Linked DNA regions of Homo sapiens: region 2 is linked to region 1. Evidence: chromatin contacts called from ENCODE Hi-C or POLR2A ChIA-PET data. All regions are on one chromosome and are shown on one strand. Each heading gives the region's core, a stretch centred on a gene start or an enhancer-like site at or near the end of the contact. The rest is flanking DNA. Distances are from core to core; before and after follow the strand shown.

The links. Hi-C counts contacts between places; a loop is a spot of excess contacts on that map. ChIA-PET counts read pairs that join two places held with the same protein, here RNA polymerase II (POLR2A). Pooled maps may share reads with other maps.
Region 2: a pooled map shows a loop between it and region 1 (2.1-fold over the local background). The contact joins two enhancer-like sites. A Hi-C loop is called at or near these places in 3 of 50 pooled maps. POLR2A ChIA-PET finds 5 or more read pairs at or near these places in 5 of 52 experiments (A673, BJ, CD8-positive, alpha-beta memory T cell and 2 more).

The regions. Positions count from the first base shown.
Region 1 is chr6:25,300,137-25,302,654 of GRCh38, forward strand. The region is part of intron 2 of CARMIL1 (capping protein regulator and myosin 1 linker 1); the gene reads left to right. Among named protein-coding and RNA genes, the nearest start is that of CARMIL1, 22 kb to the left of the region's middle. Within about 2 kb of position 1,260, at least 4 of the 41 ENCODE cell types and tissues checked have a DNase peak (open chromatin) inside an H3K27ac peak, as active enhancers do.
Region 2 is chr6:25,489,329-25,491,846 of GRCh38, forward strand. CARMIL1 (capping protein regulator and myosin 1 linker 1) reads left to right here. Exons shown (of 37, transcript NM_017640.6): 14 at 2,404-2,481. Among named protein-coding and RNA genes, the nearest start is that of SCGN, 160 kb to the right of the region's middle. Within about 2 kb of position 1,261, at least 5 of the 41 ENCODE cell types and tissues checked have a DNase peak (open chromatin) inside an H3K27ac peak, as active enhancers do.

The sequences.
Region 1 (2,518 bases), core at 10-2,509:
TCTCGAAATTTACAGTTTTATGATATAGCCATTGTTGATTTATCTAAAAGTCTATATGCATTTAAAATGCTTATTTTTGAAATATTTAGATAACCAAATCTGTATGTAACAAAAATAACAAATCCCACCACATAGCAATTTGTCTTGTTTTAAGATACCTAAAAGATCAGACCAGTGGTTCTCAATATTTGGTCCTGAGAAACAGCAACATTAACATCACCTGATAACTTATCAAAAATGCAAAAGCAGGCCAAGCGTGGTGGCTCATGCCTGTAATCCCAGCAGTTTGGAAGGCCAAGGAGGGAGGATCACTTGAGGCCAGGAGTTCGAGACCAGCCTGGCCAACATGGCAAACTCCTGTCTCTGCTAAAATATGGAGGCACACACTTGTAATCCCAGCTATTTGGGAGGCTAAGGCATGAGAGTCACTTGAACTCGGGAGGTAGAGGTTGCAGTGGGCTGAGATCGTGCTACTGCACTCCAGCCTGGGTGACAGAGTGAAACTTTTCCTCAAAACCAAACAAAACAAAAAAGCAAAATCAAAGCATAGGAGACCTATCTAGACCTACTAAATCAGAAACTCTGGCAGTGGAGCCCTGCGATCTGTTTTAACAAGCCCTTCAGGTCATTTTGATGCACACTGAAGTTTGAGAAACACTTGGTTAGTTACTTAGGTAACTAGGTAACTAAGTATATTACTAAGTTACTTAGATAATTAAGTTAGCTCCAGTTAGAGACCCATAGAATAAACCTTATTGAGAAATAAGTATAACCTGCTATATACAGAACTTTGAAATCTGCTTAGGAAAATGACTTTTACCAGACAGATCATGCTAAGTGTGTGCTGGTCATATTGGCTTCCCTGCAAGAGCCTGCCATGTCCACAGCTTTCTTTACAGGATTTCCTTTTGTTAGTATCCCCAAGCTTGGTGCATGCAACTTCACAGTTTGGTGGCCATAGCTGCTTGAACTAGGTATGCTTATGCCTGACTCCCAAGGTACGCATCGATAGGCTAACCAGCAGCATGTATTGGGAAGAGATTGATCCTCTTGGGAGTTTGAGACAGAGACAAAGAAATGGGAAGACAGCAAAAGGCATGAGGAATAAAAGCCCTTAGTTAAGCAGAAACCATGAGGAGATGAAGAGGCTCTTAATGAGCCAGTGGTAACAAGAACAATAGGAGGTGGAATTGGGTGACAGAGCACAGGATGGCTGCTTTGGAAAGGGTGACTTTTAGAATCGAAGTTGAGTCAATGTACTTAAACTAATATGTGCACAGTATGTTTTAGTTTTCTAGAAGGCCCAACTGGGCAGCTGCTCATAGGGGTTCCTGTTTTGTACTTCCCTATTTTGCTTGCTTCTCTAGGGAGCCTCATGTTAAATCATCATTAACTGAGGCAATTTCATAATATGTCTATTCCTTGTTGCCTGGATGAACCCATTGAATATATAACTATATTAGAAGACCAAGTGGTTTCAGATGGGTTGCAGGTGGGTTTCATGGCATGCTGCTTCGTTGAAGCAGTGACTCTCAGCCTGGCTGTGCCTCAGAAACACCTGGGTAGCCTCTGCCTCTTTATTTAAAAACTTTCTGTATGTGAGATTCTCACGGGCAGTTGAAGTCTGTATTACAGGAGAGAATGGGAGATAGAAGCTGTTACTTTCAGCTTGTTGATGGGTTGACTTTCCCAAAATAAAGCTGCATAGGGCGTACTTCAGAAAACTTCAGGCCTTACTTCATTCATTTCCTTAGATCAGACCAAATAAGCCAGCTCACCATATTTATTCCAGAGATGTGTTGCTTTGCCTCCAATAACATTTTCCTTAACATTTCCTGTTAGAGCCTCTGGGTACTATTTCTTTTGAGGGAGATGCTAAGAGTTTGAAAAGCCTTAAAAAAATCATTAAAAATACATGGAATAGAGTGTTGAAATCAGCATTGTAAATCATTTTCTGAAAATTCAGTAAGTCTAAAGAAGTTTTTCTGTTTTGAATGATCGGCACTGACCCTATCCAGTTGGTCAGTGCCTCCCTTATCCTGCTAGTCACCTCTTCCTCCTGTCTTTCCTATTAGAACCAAGGAAAGTATACAAGTACCTCCATGCAGCAAATCCACTGGATTCTCTGACACAAATCAATCCAGAGGGGAATGAGTGAAGATACAGAATACTTTACATTGTTGCTCAGATGGTTGGCTGAGTTCCATTAGGGTAATATATTCTGGGAATGTGGTCCAGTGCTTGGTTTCAAGGCCAGCTTAAAAGATTTGGGGCCTGACCAAGAGCATAATCAGGATTCTCTTATTCTCCAACCTAGTATCCTTGAGGAGATTGTAAACTACTCGAGAGTCCAGGACTGTTTACCTATTGTACTTTTATGTTAAGTACCTCTACCCCTAAAAGCAATCTCTTTGTGATATACACAGAATATTTGCCCAGTAAGTCACTCAGCCTTGAGTACAAATTTTAAGCCCGAGCTGCTTTCCTCAGGGGCCCAGCCAGTCTCTTTACTCAGCAG
Region 2 (2,518 bases), core at 11-2,510, 190 kb after region 1:
TGAGCACTCGTCTATTCCGTGAATAAAATAGGGAGAAGAGTGGTCAACATATAACCTGGGGCCATTTCTTCGGAGTTTGAATATGAAGGCAAAAACTACTCTCTCAATTATAATAAAATTTTTAATGTAACTGAATCAATAATGTAATATTTGGCAGATCTTTGACACAGTGGATTAGGTATTATCTCATTTCCATATGTGGCAAATGATCCCCTCTAGTCACCAAGATAGAATTGTTTCTTTAACAACATGGCCTACACCCAGCGGCCATCTTTGAATGGCCTTAATTTGCATTCCACTGCTTTGCCACAGGGCTGAAAAACACTGTGAAATTTATTCTTATTTCTCTTGTTTTGGTTTACCTGTAAGGCAGGAAGTACAAATGAAGGCCTTTTTGTATTTTTTTTTCCTTTTCCTCTCCCTTGAACTTAAAATTATTTAAATAATACTTGATTCCTGGTGTGCCACGATTTTTCAATCCATTTTCCAGTTTCAGTTGTTACCTTCACTGACAGTTCATAAATCTGCTCCCCCCCAAAATAAAACAAGGCCAATGTGACACCACCAAAATAATACTGTGGCAAAGTAGAAGAATAGAGGGAAGGATAAAAGGAAAGGCTAAAGATTAATAAGATTCAGCTAAAATAGGAACATTAATAGTCACCTAAAACAACAAAATAGCTCAAGATTTCTTTTTCTGGCCAGGGTGGGTCCTGTTGTAGCTTGCTTCTGGGGAGTGGAACGATGAGACCTGAGTGAGAGTGGGCTGGAGGGGAGAGTGGGCGGGGAAGGCAAAAGTTCCAGGAGCCTGGCGGCAGGTGCAGGAGTTTACCTGACCCTGTGCCCTCAGGGAAAGCAGCCTAGCAGGGCCTGGCCTCTTTGGAGAAGTGTGGCCAAATAGTCTTGTCACCATTTCATGGTGATAAGAGCTCCCCCAGCTGGTAGCTGGGAGCAAAGCCACAGTAAACTTAAAAGTCTCTTGAGACAATTTTTGCCAGGCAAACAGAGAGAGAGAGGCAGAGGATCTTCATGTGAGAGCAAAATGACTTTTCTGAATCAGAACTTTTCATAACAACATCCATTCTATGGCTGGGTGTAGTGGCTCACACTTAGAATTCCAGCACTTTTGGAGGCTAAGGCAGGTGGATCTCTGGGGTCCAGGGGTTTGTGACCAGCCTGGACAATATGTTGAAACCCTGTCTCTACAAAAAATACAAAAATTAGCTGGGCGTGGTGTCACATGCCTGTAGTCCCAGCCACTCAGGAGGTTGAAGCGGGAGGATGGCTTGATGCCGGGAAGTGGAGGTGGCGGTGAGCCGAGATCATACCACTGCACTCCAGCTTGGGCGATAGAGCCAGACCCTGTCTTAAAATAAATAAATAAATAAATAAATAAATAAATAAATAAATAAATAAATAAATAAAAAAAAATAAATGTCATTCTGTGTGTATGGTTATTTTAAAGTGTTAAGTGTTTACAGGCTATTTTTTTGCTCTTCTGAATTCCTTGATAGGATTCTTCTGAAGCACCATATAGCCAAACTGCTACACATAGTAAATGTTTGCAAGGACGTACTCAGTATAAGCTTGTTTGTTTTTGCAAGTATCCAGTGGCATCCAGTGAAGCAGAGGAGAATTTAAGCTATTTGCCTGGTGGCAGGGAGCTTGGACTCAGCTTGTTATGGGTGGGCTCTGGCAGTTGCTACACATACAGGGTAATTCCAGAACAACATTGCTGTTGATGTTCAGTATCTCAGTTGAACTGATCTGTTGATCAGTCTCATTATTTTGATGGCCTTGAATGAGAGGACTGGGGAAGTTTAAGCATTGTGACCCCCTGAAACCAGAAGTGTCTTAGCTATTAGTGAAATTTTTAAAAAAGCACTCATATTGCTGCCAAGCCATTCTTGTTAGCTTTGAGAAGTAACTAAGGGTAGAAAAATCATTATGTCGGACAGAAGAGAGGATAGCCTGAGACCATCCTGTGGTTCAGATTCAGATTCGTAGTTCTGCAAACACTTTCAAAAGTGATTAGCATTTTGATAGAGTGATTGCAGTTCAGGTGGTATTTTAATCTCAGGGGTTAAAATGAATTAGCACGGTTCCAAAATTGTATAATAAAAATTAAGCTATCCAGGAAAACTAAGTCATGCATAACAAAATGGGGGTTTGGTTTTCAATATTCCATTTGGCCTTTTTTTAACTCAAACATAATTTTAACTATTCTTGGGATTTTCACTGTCAGGGAACCTAAAGGAATGACAGAAAATTCTGATAATCCCCTTGGGAAGAGCAGAGAATGATCTGAGAAATTCTGGCAACTTCCTTTTAAAACATTAACTTGCATTGTGTGTATGTGTGTGTTTCTAGAATCCTAACATTTATCTTTTATTTTTTTTCAAGCACATGTATAATTTTTTGGCCCAGCCAAATGCCATTGTTCATCTGGATTTATCCAATACAGAATGTTCCCTGGACATGGTAAATTTAAAATATATATATATCTTGCTCTGAGGGG